Regions from separate parts of the Homo sapiens genome. Here region 2 is linked to region 1. A link is a contact called in ENCODE Hi-C data. All regions are on one chromosome and are shown on one strand. The core of a region is the stretch at or near the end of the contact, and the rest is flanking DNA. Distances in the headings are between cores, read along the strand shown.

Evidence for each region. A loop is a pair of places that touch in the nucleus more often than their neighbours do. Pooled maps may share reads with other maps.
Region 2: a pooled map shows a loop between it and region 1 (2.2-fold over the local background). The contact joins the enhancer-like site here to the promoter of SH3BP5 in region 1. A Hi-C loop is called at or near these places in 3 of 37 single-sample maps with no recorded cell type and 3 of 50 pooled maps.

Annotation. Positions count from the first base shown.
Region 1 is chr3:15,329,949-15,337,266 of GRCh38, forward strand. SH3BP5 (SH3 domain binding protein 5) reads right to left here and starts at 2,638. Exons shown (of 9, transcript NM_004844.5): 1 at 2,323-2,638; 2 at 556-618. The coding sequence starts at 2,460. RefSeq lists silencers at 2,207-2,266, 2,347-2,746.
Region 2 is chr3:15,646,546-15,653,863 of GRCh38, forward strand. BTD (biotinidase) reads left to right here. Exons shown (of 4, transcript NM_001370658.1): 4 at 1-7,169. Among named protein-coding and RNA genes, the nearest start is that of MIR3134, 47 kb to the right of the region's middle. RefSeq lists an enhancer at 137-670 and a silencer at 1,097-1,391. Within about 2 kb of position 1,251, at least 26 of the 41 ENCODE cell types and tissues checked have a DNase peak (open chromatin) inside an H3K27ac peak, as active enhancers do.

The DNA of each region.
Region 1 (7,318 bases), core at 1,388-3,887:
GAAAGGCCTTCCCAGTCTAAACAGCTTTTTGTTACCATTATAATTATATTCTATGCACTAGCAGACAATAAAGAAATGAGCAGGGAAGCAGAAGGAGGCGGGGGGTGAGTTATTAGGACAGGAAAGTCAAGAAATGGTCGAAGTCAGAGGAAACAACACAACACTCTCCAGGACAAATGGCAGGAACTGCCCTGAATATGTAAGAGATTTTGTGAGCTCATTCATTATTCTCCATTAAAGAGTTCGGCTAATTTTCCCCTGTCCTTTCAGTCACATTAAAACTTGGGGCTTAAGCGTTGTGTAACGCTCTGCACAGACTTGGTTTAGGCCCCATGGAGCTTCCATAATGAAAAACAACATGTGCAATTGGATCCACATGCGTTCCGCCCACAGGTTGAGCTCAGTGGTGTATTTTATTCTGTCAGGGAGCTGTTGCTCAACTCCCAAGGAGGGGGGTCCAGCAATAACACTCCAGCTATGAAGACAAAATTAACCAGCCTTGTGCCGGTGTGAGTGACATCACTTCACCAAGAACAGGAACTCAGCTCTCTGTACCTCAAGTTCAGTCTCCCGTCTGTTGATATCATCCGTGGACTGATTTAACTTCTCCAGTTCTCCCTGGTGAAGAAAAGAGGGAGAAAAAAAGACTTAAGGGATCCGTCTTTTGTTTCCAATATAACTCAGTCCATAACCTGAAAAATTACCCCAGCCCAATTTGCAGGAAAAGGGAAGAATCAGAATTAATTCTTACGGCAAACAGTTGAGGCTTGACTAGAAAAGCAAATGAATGTCGGCATTTCTGAAACCATTTTCTTGAGGGTGTCCCTTTTGACAATGTCTTCAGAGACATTTGGAATTTGTCAGAGGTCAACTATTCCAGGTACATGCCTTCAGGTAAACCCCACCTGTTACAAATGGTTTAATGGCCTAATCAAAACAGTACCATCTGCCTTGAGCAAGAACTTTGCTTAGAAAACAATAAAAGACAATAAGCAAGGCCAAGCCAAAAATATAAACCCAGTGAAATCATCAAGGGCAGAATTCTGGTATTAACTCACCAGAATTATTTTTCTGTAAAGGGTGAAAATCTTTTCACACTGCCAATTATTCAACCTACTTAGCTGGACGTTTTAAACTAGCTTTAATCCCATTCCTTTCAATAAACATTTACAAACTGACATTTTGTAAAAAAAGTATCCAACATGAACTTAACTCATCATTACTATGCAAACAAAGGATCTTGCTAACATAATCCCATACCAGTAACACACGATTTATTCCAAACCAATTACTTTAATTAATAGCATTCCTAATGCAAGGATTTTTTTTCCACCTGATCTTTATCTTGCTAAGCTGACAAAACAATTCATTTAAACCCCAACCACTGAGTTAAGTGAGCTTTTAAATTGATCTGTGCACTAAAAAACCAATTAGGTATCCAGAAATTACAGAGCATGCTTAAAAGCAATTTTTTTAAAAAAATGATTTATTGAAAAGGTAGAAAAAAAACGGGCCTTAGAAAGGGATTTGCTCTGCTTTTTGCTTAGGGGTGAAGAGGTGAAACTGTCACTCCTAGATCTCGGCTTGGAAATTGTTTTTTAATCATCTCTCTTGGAAATGGAGGCACAGCCAGCCAGCCCAATCCCCTCGCCGCCTCCACGCGTCAGCTTTGCGCATCAGTTGTCCCCGATTTCTTTTCATGCCCAACCTCACAACAAGGAAAAGCAGGGTTTTAAGCAATTTCAAGCCAGGCAGAACGTTGAGCCAGTGATGACAATAAGCCGCTCAGTTCGCTAACAATCAATCAGAGAAGGAAAACGGCTCAGGCCGGGCACCTTGGCAAGTGAGGACTCTGCACCCGGGGCACCGGTGCCAGCCCGCGCTGCAGGGCAACGCCCACCCGCCCACGGTGCCCGGCGCCCACGCGGGCGACACCTCCTCGCAGAGCCTGGACGCCGTGCCATGCCCGCGGTGCCGCGGCCGGGCAGGGGTACCCCCGAGGATACCATGGCGCCCCCGCCCCCTTTTTCCCTTTGTTGCACATCCACCCGAACCACCAGGCACGCTGCACCGACCCCGATCCTGCTACGGGTCGGCGGGGGACTCCCCGCAATAGAGTCAGGCCGCATCCACGCGGGCACTGTAGCCTCCTCATTGTGGAGACGATGAAACGGAGCATACAGACCGTCTCCTGCCACCCTATGTGGCCGCCAGTCCCCGGACCACAGTTACTGGGGGCTGCGAAGTGGCTGTACGCGTAGACACCGACCTCCGTAGCAGCCCTCGCGAAGCCCGGATGCGGGGCGACCCCGCGCGCCCTACCTGGATCCGGGGATCCACCTCTTCTTCCTCCTCCAGCCCCTGCTCCATCCCCTCTTCCTCCTCCTCCTCCTCGTCCCGGGCAGGCGGCAGGATTTCGGCTGGCTCCTCCGAGCGGCTCCGCTTCAGTGCCGCGTCCATGCAGGCAGCCGGCACGCGCGCCGCGCAGTGGGCTCCGGAGCGCCCCGGGGGTCGCGGCTGCCACAGGCTGGGCTGGAGCCGCCTCGCCACAGCCGGGCACGGTCGGGGAGCCGCCGGGGCCGACACCCGGGAGACGCAGCTCGCCGATGCGGATACCTCCGGCCGCGGCGGAGCAGAGGAAATGGGCGCGGCCGCCCCCTTTCTGCCGCGGCAGTCAGCGCAGCGCCCGCTCCGCCCCCGTCCCGCCCCGGCCTCGCGTTCCGCCGCCAGTCCCAGCTATCCAGGTCTCCGTCGCAAAACCCCAGCTCCCTCCACATCTCCAAGGTGGCAAAATAGGACAGCCCCCACCCCCTTGTAACTTAGCAGCTCGGATATATCTCAACTACGTAACGCAAGCCTCCCGCTTTCGGGAGTCCCCTCCTCCAGCCCTCCTCCGAGGCTCGTTGTTTGTGTGGTAGGGAGGCGTGGGTGTTTTCACACTGAAGTCGCCTTCTGAAGCCTACGCTCAGTGACCCTGGCCCTCAGGACCAAGACTTGCCGAAACCCTATACCCAAAGCACACTCATCCTCTTGAGCGAACCTTGGGAATGGCGGAGGTTCCGTGCACTGATGCATTGCCGAAGGCTGCGGCCTCTCTGGGCGAGCCCCATACCGAAACACAGAGGTGCGGCGGTCCTACCTGAATAGCCAGGAGCATGGAGAATGCATTGAGCTGGGATTTAAGGAGGTGGCAAGTGTAACCCCTGTTGATGGGCACACTCTGGCCAAGAATTTATGAATTAGTGAGACTTTCTGCCCACCATCAACAAGTAGGGAGACAGAGTTGGCCTGGCAGACACAGCATCCGAAAAGGCCAAACTGAAGAGGCACGTGTGTGTGCTTTTATGAAATGTCAGGGCCACTGTGATGTCAGGGGAACGCAAAGGATGACCTTGGCAAAGCAGATGAGCACATGGCTGCTCACGTCTCCTTGCCTTGAGAAATGCAGAACGTGCACATGTCCTACACGGAGGCCTGTAGCCCATCGGCTCTGAGTTTGGAGGACAAATTTGCTTGAGAAAGGAGCTTCTTTCTGAGAACCTATCATCAAAGCCACCTTACAAAACCTGGGTCTGGCACAACGTGGTGGCTCGTATCTGTAATCCCAGCTCTTTGAGATGCCAGGACACAAGGATCACTTGAGGCCAGGAGTTCAACACCAGCCTGGACAATACAGCCAGACCCCTTCTCAAATGAATAAATAGTCCTGCTCCTGGTGGTTTTATCAGAAACTAGGCTAGAGGGTTACTCCTTGGGCAAGGCACCACCCCATACACGCTGGCACTGTAGTCCACTGTCAAAGGAAATTTGTCCTGTCTCCTGGAGGTAGTGCCATGGTTTGTTTCTAAAAAGGTCAGACCTGTTCATTGCTCTTTAAATCAAGGATGAGTCAGCAATTCTGTGAGAGGTGCTTCAAAGCTCCTTGCTAAAGACATAGTTGCTTTTGGTTTTCCAATGATAGATGAAGCCAGGAACAAGATAGCCATAGGGGTCACTTTGGAACACAGGAGCCACCAACCTTCTCTGGTGGCTTGGAATTGAGCCTCCAACTTTGCAGGTACATCCTAGCTCTGAATGAACTGAGAGACAGAGTTTGAAATAAACAGAACTCTGGGGTCAGCCCTGACTATGATAAATGCTTCTCAGCTAGCAGAACCCTATCCTCTCCATTCTAAATGGCAAACTCCAAACTACATTCCTGCTTAAGCTTAGGTCAAGAGCAAAATACATCTATGAGACATAGGCCAACTGCTCAAGAACATCAGTTCAGACTTTTGTTGTCTTATTTTTTGGAGATCTGGGCCAGCTATAGTGTTAATCCTAATAGTCTTTCTAAAGATAAAATGAGAAAAATAAATAAACCACAGGCAGTACTATATACAGTCAACCCTCCATAGCCTCTCAGGTTCCACATGTGTAAATTCAACTAACCACAGATAGAAAATATTTGGGGGAAAAAAACACAACAATTAAAAAAATGCATATTTAAAAATACATGGCCAGGAGTGGTGGCTAACACCTGTAATCCTAGCATTTTGGGAGGCTGAGGCAAGGAGGATCACTGGAGGCCGGGAGTTCCAGACCAGCCTGGGCAACAAAGCGAGACTGCCTTGCTCTCTAGAAAAAAAAAAAATACAGTATATGACAACTATGTACATATTTGCATTGTATTAGGTATTGCAGGTAAGAAATCTAGAGCTGACTTAAAGTATACAGGAGGGGCTGCTCATGGTGGTTCATGCCTGTAATCTCAATACTTTGGAAAGCCAAGGTGGGTGGGTTGCTTGAGCTCAGGAGTTCAAGACCAGCCTGGACAACATGGTGAAACACCATCTCTACAAAAAATACAAAAAATTCGCCAAGTGTGGTGGCTCATGCCTGTAGTCACAGCTATTTGGGAGGCTGAGATGGGAAGATTGCTTAAGCCCAGGAGGTAGAGGTTGCAGTGAGCTGAGATTGCACCACTGCCCCCCAGCTTAGGTGACAGCAAGACCCTGTCTCAAAATAAATATATATATATAAATAATAAAGTATACAGGAGGGGCCAGATGTGGTGGCTCATGCCTGTAATCTCAGTCCTTTGGGAGGCCGAGGCAGGAGAGACGATCGCTTGAGGCCAGGCGTTTGAGACCAGCCTGGACAACAAAGCAAGACCTGGTCTCTAGGCCAGGCATGGTGGCTCACATCTGTAATCCTAGCACTTTGGGAGGCCGAGGCAGGTGGATCACCTGAGGTCAGGAGTTTGAGACCAGCCAGGACAACATGGTAAAAATACAAAAATTAGCTGGGCATGGTGGCACATGCCTGTAATCCCAGCTACTCGAGAGGCTGAGGCAGAAGAATCGCTTGAACCCAGGAGGCAGAGGTTGCAGTGAACCGAGATGATACCACTGCATTCCAGCCTGAACGACAGAGTAGGACTTTCTCTCAAAAAAAAAGAAAAAAGAAACACCTCATCTCTAATAAAAATTGTTTTAAATTAGCAAGGCATGGTAGCACATGCCTGTAGTTCCAGCTACTCTGGAGGCTGAGGTAGATCACTTGAGCCCAGGAAGTCAAAGCTGCAGTGACCCCGATCATGCCACTGTACTCCAGCCTGGGTGACAGAGGGAGACCCTATCTCAAAAAAAAAATGTTTTTAATGAAAAAATAAATTAAATAAAGTATACAGGAGGTTGTATGTAGGTTATATGTAAACACTGCCATTTTCTACAGGGGACATAAGCATCTCAGATTTTAGCATTGCAGGGGTCCAGAAACCAATCCCCCAGGGATATCAAGGGACAACTGTATATATTCCCTATTGGCACATATGTAGTGCACATAAATGCATAGCAAAAGGCCTGGAAGGATTTATACCCAGTAAAGAGTGGCTACCTCTGGGAAAAAGGGAGCAGGGCGTGGCCTAGGATTGTCTGGGATGGGGGCAGGGGATCAAAGGAATGTTAGTTTCTCAGTAATGTTTTTATTTTTCACAAGGAAGATATGTTTATGATTGTTTTGTGGAATTTAAAGATAAATTTAAAATAATGCATACTGGTCAGGTATGGTGGCTTATGCCTGTAATCCCAGCTACTCTGGAGGCTGAGGCAGGAGAATCACCTGGACCCAGGAGGCAGAGGTTGTAGTGAGCCGAGATGGCACCATTGCACTCCAGCGTGGGCGATAAGAGTGAAACTCCGTCTCAAAAAAAAGAAAGAAAGAAATGAGAAAGCGTACCACATATACTTTTGGGGGAAAAGCACTCCAGAGACTGCAGCAGCATGTGCAAAGGTCCTGAGGTGGGAATATGCCTTGGGTGTTGGCAAAAAAGCAAGGAGATCCATGTGGGTAGGACAGAGACAGCCAGGGAGAGAGGGAGGGAGATGAAATCAGAGGCAAGCATGTGGGTAGGCCACGGAGATGCTTTAGGTCATGGTAAGGAATTTGGATTTTGTTCTGAGTGAGTGCTCCTGTAATAACTCTGGCTAGTGTATGAGAAATTGACTCGGTGGACATTGAGGAGCTAGGGTCAGAGGAGACAAAGGAGATCCATTAGCCTGATGATCAGCCTCTTCTGATTGCTTCTGTTTTTTCAGCAAAGTAATGAGCCACATCATCAGCTGAGAATGAGGGGATGTGGGGCAGAGGGCAATGGAGGTTGGAGGAGAGAGGCTTTGTGAAAGAGCTTGCAGGGACAGTTGGTGACTGAGTTGACCATGGGAATATATTATAATCGCCAGGTTGCGCTAAGGACCCACCTATGGTTTGAGAGTCCCAGTGAACCCAGTCAGCAAGGACGAGTGGATTTTCCTATAGTATAGTCTCCAAATCATTCCCATCTTTCTAACCCTTGATTCAGGGCTTCATCATGGCTCCCTAGACTCTTTTACAGTCCCTCACCCTCTTATGTCCACACTTCCCATTTGATCTAGCTTAGATTCCATTGTCCATCATTAAAATCACCACACTACAGTCAACCACAACTCCCTCACGCTTCTCCCCGACCACTGTAAGCACTTGGCATAATCCCAACCCTGGTTCAATCCCACAGTCTTACTACTTTTTACCTGTACTTAGTAGCTAAGCTAAAGTGCTGGAATTATAGGCGTGAGCCACCACACTCAGCCAAAGAGTTGGGGTTTTTTTTAGTTTAGTTTTTTTTTTTTTTTTTTTTTTTGGGACAGAGTCGCGCTATGTCACCCAGGCTGGAGTGCGGTGGTGTTAGCTCACTGCAACCTCCGCCTCCTGGGTTCAAGCTATTCTCCTGCCTCAGCCTCCTGTGTAGCTGGGATTATAGGCGCCTGCCACCACACCCAGCTAATATTTATATTTTTAG
Region 2 (7,318 bases), core at 1-2,500, 320 kb after region 1:
TATCAGACTCAATATGGTGAAGACATTTTTAGGCCACTGATTTCTGTGTAATTTGTGTCCAATATTTCAAAGCCATTTAAAAAAGGATTTTGACTGCATGCCTAGTAGCTGTTTCAGATCATTTTTTAAGTACAGAATGGATAATTAGTCTTCAGTGATTTGCCTCTTAAATGTGGCCATTTAGTTTGAACTCCTTTTTAGTTATTTTAAACAGTATATGCTTAAACATCACACGATTTTATAAAGCAAGAAAAATGAAATGATCTCCCTATTCCCCCACGGTGTAGGCCTCCAGATCCTTTTCTGGCTTTTAGGCAGGACAATTAACAATGTGGATTCTGCAGTCAGACTGATGGGGTTTCCATGCATGGCCTCACCATTAACTCCTCACTGGGGAGACCTTGGGCCTCGGTTTTTTATTCATAGAATGCATGTTGAATAAACCATGTGGGAAAAAGCAGAGCCAGCACCAGCCCCTGCTGACTCACTGATCCCTCGGAAAGGTCTGGGATGAGTCAAGTCTTCAGGGAATAAGCAGCAAGGACTTGGAATTCCTGAGCAAGCCTTGGGTTCCCCACGCCCTAGGAAGTCCCTCTGGAAGGGGAGCAGGACCTCTCCCACCAGATGACGGAGTTCGCTTTCTCGCCCAGCGCAGCTCCCACCAGGCGTGAGCTGGCAGTCCAGAAGCGGCCCCAGATGTGGCTACCCACCGCCCAGTCTGCTTCCCTGCCTCAAACCCCAGGGAGACAGAAATTACCTAAAAATGCATATCATTGCCTTATGCCAAGATGATTCAAATAAGCCTGAGAAAGAGAGGCCAGCGCTAAATACAGACTTGGCAGAACTACTTCACCCAGTAAACATCTAATCAGCACCTGCAGGATCCTCATTCTGCCCTTCTGGGCAGAGCACCACGAACTTTCCCTGAGTTATTTTCTACCAACAATTTAGAATGAATTGCTCGTGAAGTAGAAATGAGGGGAAAAGCAACTAATGGTGGTAGAACAAAGTAATTTTTACAATTAAAAGAAGTAGCTGCCAGATGACAGAACAAAGTAGAGGACGGGAAAATAAATCATTTTCAGGGAAAAAATATATCTATGACTAATGGTTGTGATTATGTTTTTGTCGATTGTGATCCTGAAACTCAGGAAGCAAATGGCAATCTTGACCACAACATGGAGACAGGAAATCAAATGCATTTTTGGCTAAACCAGACTTGGGGGAAGTGGCTTGGTTTGCGTGGTTTCTCATGTAGGTGCAGCTGTGCTTTTCTGTGGTTTTTCTCACACGGGAAGTGAGAGGCACAGTGAGCTGTATTCACACTGGATTTAAAAGCCCTGTTCTTAGAGAGGAAAAAACCAGGCCTCCTCACAGACTGCCAAGTCCCAGAGCCCACCATGTCTGCTCTCAAGACACAGGCCTGTCCAGAGCCCCTGCTGAGGGAAACCCACCCAGGCCACTTTTCCCCACAGGTGGCCCTGCTTGGTACCTGTGCCCCCACCCCCCAGCCATGGTATATTGAACCAGGAGGAGGCACCCAGCCCAAGGCCAGCCAATCAGAGCACTGGCTAGTAGCCCAGGAGGTGTCCCTGCACAGAAGATCTCCTCAGAGAGGACCGATGGTGAGTCGGCCGCTCTTGATTCTCAATGAAACTCAGAACCGCTCAAGTGAAATGACCACTCAAAGAACAATTTCTCAACAAAGTGGATTTATATAGGACAAAATAGGCATAAAAGTATGAAATGTTTTGTGCACAAAGGCCTAGATTTGAGACAAGAGCTGATGTGGCCTGAAGATCTGTGAGTGGGACTGCTTGGGAGGCCATGTTCCTTCTCAGGCCAGAGAAAGGTCCTGGTCTCCTGGCTTCAGTCTTTCATTCCCTAACCTCCCTTTGAATGTTAGTTACCTATTCCCACATAACAAAGTGCCCCAAAACTTAATGGCATAAAACAAGCATGGACATTGTTAGTTCACCCAGTTCTGTGGGGCAGGAAAGCGGGTCTCTCATGAGGCTACAGTCAAGATGTCAGCCGAGGTGACAGTGAAGATATCAACCAAGGCTGCAGCCGGTTGAAGGCCTCACTGGATTTGGAGAATATTATTGATTAAATTGCGTCTTCCCCAAAAAAGATACGTTGTAGTCCTAACCCCCAATAGCTCAGAATGTGGCCTTATTTGGAAATAGGGTCTTTGCAGATGCAATGAAGATATAAGTTAAAATGAGATCACACTAGAGTAACTGGGCCCTTAATCCAATATGACATGTCCTTATCAGAAGAGGAGAAGACACACACACAGGGAGAAGATGACCATGTGACAACAGGGGCAGAGATCACAGGGATGCCTCTACTAGACAAGGCACACCAGAAATTGCTTGCCAACAAACACCAGAAATTAGAAGAGGCAAGAAACAACTCCCCACACACAACCCACCCCTGCAGGTTTCAGAAGAAGCATGGCTCTGCCAACACCTTGATTTTGGATTTCCAGCTTCCACAACTATGAGACAATAAGTTTCTGTTGTTTGAAGCCACCCAGTTCAGGGTACTTTGATATGGCAGACCTAGGAAACAAATACAGAGGATCACTTGCAAAATGGCCCATTCACACAGCTGGCACGTTGGTGCTGGCTGCTAGCAAAAGGTCTCAGCTCCTCACCACTTGGGTCTTTCCATAGGGATAGCTGAGTGTCCTCATGATGTGGCCCCTGGCTTCCCCTGAAGCAAATGATCCAAGAGAGCACAGGTGGAGCCATGATGTCTTTTATTAACTAGTCTCAGAAGTCACACTGCATCATTTGGCACCATCTTATTGAGTTACACAGGTCAGCCCTGCTCCCTATGGAAAGAGACAGAGGGTGTTAGATGCCCAGAGGTGAACCTCATTGGGTACCATCCTGCAGGTGGGCTGCCACTCTGCTCAATCCAAATCACAGCTCTCCCGTTTCTCACCTCCCAACAGTTGCTGTTCCTCAGGCCAAAGTTCACATTCTGCACAGCCTCAGCTCCGCCTGACCTCTGAGCTCACATGATGGCCCTTACTGTGAACCTGGGTTTCTGGTCCAGCCATAGCTACTTCTTTAAGCTCCTCCAGTGTGCTGAGCACAGTCTGGCCCCTGTACTGTTGTCTGCTTGAAATGGCGTCTTCTGATGAACACTCATCCATCCTTCAAGGTCTACTCTCTCATCACAGCTTGTGACTCTTCCACTTTTTGAACTGGTGTTTCCCATTCCCAGTTCACAGAGCCCTTTCTCATTGAACTATTTATCTGAGTTCCCTCTGCCGGAACATGAGCCATGCCTAGAGTAGCCACCTAGTAGTGAGTGACAGCTCTGTGCTGGATGCACATAAATGGTCTCCCTTAACTGCCATGAGCCCTAAAGAAGGTTTGCTACAGCTATTTTACAGATGGGGAAAACTGACAGAGAGATATTAATGAATTGCCCACATGCAAATATGTGCTGAGTCTTGGATTTGCATCTTTATCGTGACTCCACGGAGACCCACCCTCTAAGACCAGAGCCAGTGTCCTATTCATCTTTTGTCTCTGCAGCGTTCAGCATGGCACTGTCTTGGCTTACAAAATCTGCTCTATGCTTGCTGACTGCTGAATGAATGAATGAATGAATAGGTAGTCACAAAGAATGTTTAGAATGTTTCTCAGACAGGCTGAGAAAAAACACAACGAAACATTATTTCCGTTTGGAAAGTTTTTTTATTTTTGTGTTCAGTACTGAAGTAAAACAAAAATCTGAATAACAGCTGCACCGTTAAAAATGAAATTACCAATATATGAACTCTAGGCATCATGCATATATAATTTTTTGTAGATAACTTTTCTTCTCATTTTCCTTCTCATTCTCTTCATCTTTTTCTTTTTGTTTGAGCAAAAAAAAAAAAGAATATATTAACTCGTAACTGGGGAGTCTAAGAATAAATTCTCTTCAGCCATTGCTGAATCTAGGGGCTCAAATGGTGTCTCTGGACACAGTATCACACTCTACTCTGCACTCTTCTTTATCATTTTCTCCCACAGACAGACTCTCGTGTAGTTGCAACAATGGCCATGACTTCTAGGCTTCATCTGCCCCTCTCAGCAGCTCTAGAGAAGAAGCTCCTCTTTTTACACAGTCCCTAATTAAAGTCTCAGAGATGAACAACCTGGGCTCTTGCTTAGGGCACGTGCCCATCCTGAATCAATGATCGGCCAGAGAGCTGTGATATTCTTTTGTTTTTTTGAGATGGAGTCTTGCTCTGTCGCCCGGGCAGGAGTGCAATGGCATGATCTCGGCTCACTGCAAGCTCTGCCTCCCGAGTTCAAGCGATTCTCCTGCCTCAGCCTTCCGAGTAGCTGGGACTACAGGCACGTGCCACCACGCCCAGCTAATTTTTTGTATTTTTATAGAGACAGGGTTTCACCATGTTAGCCAGGATGGCCTCGATCTCCTGACCTCATGATCTGCCTGCCTCAGCCTCCCAAAGTGCTGGGATTACAGGCGTGAGCCACCGTACCCGGCCAGGGCTGTGATATTCTGATCAGCCAGCACTGAGTCACATGGCCACTATTAGGGTGAGGGATGATAGGCTTAGCTCTGACCTGAAATTCATGGATTGAGGGGTGGGGACTGTTTCCCAGGGGAACACTGGGACAGCGTTACCAGGGGAAGGGGAGTGGGATATAGTTGGGCCAAAACAGTAAATGTCCACGAGGCTTTTTTCCTCTGAGCAGAAATTTCACTGTGATGCCAGTCAGGTATTGCTGCCGTAAGGGCCATAGCAGGAGGGAGACTGCAAATCTTGATTGAGGAGATCTTAAGAACAGAGTGATTTACACAGCTGTGGGCAGGATGTAGGGGAACCCAGAAAGGATAATGCACTACCCAGCGGCCAGCGACAGCAGGAGCTATGAGCACCCCAGGCCTGAAGGTGTGAAGGGCTGAAATGGTTACCAGAAGCAGGAGAGGGAAGCTTATGGAGAGAGCAGGCTGGCGGGAGCAGGGGCTGTGAGAGAGACAGCCAGACCGTAGCGGTGTGACAGGCAGAGAGCCAGGCGATCCATATCCTGTCTCCTCTCTCTTCTCCGCTCCTGACTCCTGCTGCGGCCTCCCACTGGCTGGACCCAACAGGAAAGCAGAGGATAAGAGAATCTGGTTGGTGCTATCTAGAAGTCAGTGTTGGGGAGGTCACAGAACAGAATGGAGAGGGGTAGAGTATGCAGGGAAGATAAATGCAGCCCTGGCATGGTTCTTCCAGAACATTCTGCAAGCTCATGGACCAGTTCATTTGAGAAGAAATAGAGGAGTTAGGGGAGAGAGAAGCTTCTTAATGAAAATAACCTTGGTAGCTAGTCTCAAGATTAGCCCCCAGTGCTCCCCACCTGCTGGTATCCGTTGTACAACACTTCCCACATTTTTCTGGGGTCGTTTTGTGTAACCAATAAAATATGGCAGATGCGATGGCATGTTACTTCTGAAATTGGGTTATAAAAGGTACTGCAGACCGGGCACGGTGGCTTACGCCTGTAATCCCAGCACTTTGGGAGGCCAAGCCTGGCGGATCACAAGGTTAGGAGTTCAAGACCAGTCTGGCCAATATGGTGAAACCCTGTCTCTATTGAAAATACAAAAATTAGCCGGCATGGTGGCACACGCCTGTAGTCCCAGCTAGTCGGGAGGCTGAGGCAGAAGAATCGCTTGAACCCGGGAGGCGGAGGTTACAATGAGCTGAGATAGCACCACTGCACTCCAGTCTGGGCAACAGAGCGACACTCCGTCTCCAAAAAAAAAAGATACTGCAGCTTCTATCTTGGTTGCTCACTTGCTATCTTGGGTCCCTCCCTCTGGGGAAAGCCAGTTGCCATCTCCCAAGGATCCCTATGGACAGACCCATTTGGCAAGGAACAGCCACCAGCTAGCTGCATGAGCGAGCCATGTTGGAAGTGGGTCCTCCAGCTGCAGTCAAGCTTCCAGATGACCACTGCCCTGGGAAACGACTGCAACCTCATGAGAGACCCTGAGCCGGAACCACCCCACAAAGTCACTCTTGATTTCCTAAGTCTCAGAAACTATAAAATATAAATGTGTGTTGTTTTAAAATCCTAGGTTTTGAGGTAATTTATTATACAGCAATAGAAAACTAATACAATAGTCTTGCTACCAGCACCTTAATCTCCCACATCCAAGTTAAAATTCATCCAACACTCAATCTCCCAGCTATCCTGACTGCTCCTATACAGGTATCTCTCCCACTATATATATATCAAGTGCTATTAGTGGCTATTATTTGTTGGGTTACACAAAGCCAGAAATCATCTACATCTACTCTCTTTTCTTCTGGTTTTGAATAGCAAAATGCAACAGGGAGATGTTCTCAGATAGAGGGAGAACAACAAAAAGAAGGGTCCATGCTGAACAAACTTGTTTGCTTTGAAATCGGAAGTTCTAGAGGAGGTATTCTGACAGTGGCCAGGAAAACCTCCTGCCCGCAGAATTTTGTCTAATCCACCCCAGACAGAGTTATCCAACAGCCTGGTATGGTGCAGACCAGGGGCTCTCGAAAGGTGGGCTCCAGGCAGCAGCACCAGTAGCACCTGGGAAATTGTTGGAAATGCAAATTCTTGGGCTCCACCCCAGATCAACTTAATCGGACTCTCTGGGAGTAGGGCCCATCAATCTGTGTTTAACAAGTCCTCCAGGTGATTCCGATCCTAATCAAGTGTGAGCCCACTGTCTAATGCGGTGCATACCAAAGCAGGTGCACGGGTCTTAATCATCACCTCAGTCCTCTGAAACAGGCAAGTGTGTCCATTTTACAGAAGAAGGAACTAAGGCCTGGAAGGCAAGTCCTTGCCTGAGACTAAACAGAATCCCAGCAACATAGGACGAGGCTGGAATTCCCACACCTGGACTAATGCACAGCCAGTGTTTCAACGTCGCCAACCCAGAAATGTTTTCTCTCCCTGTCATGCTAATTTTCAGCCCTTTCTGGGTGACTTGTTCATCATCCAAATATATTATTTTTGTTTTGTTTGACTAAAGGCAATTATATTTACATTTTCTCTAAGTACTGGAATGTAATGGTTGAAATTCCTATTCAGTGATCTGGAAGAACTCTAATGTTCTAAAGTGATTCTTTGATAATTAAAGAAAGATGTAATTATGTATAATGTGATTTGTAAGATAAGGTATAACTTTGGGGGTGTTCTAATTCTTTAAAAATTGTTGATCCGACTATGGATGTCTTGCAACTCTCAAAAAATCACGTGTGAAAGTTAAGCATTAGTTCCGTGTAAAATACTGTGCTAGAAATTGTGGA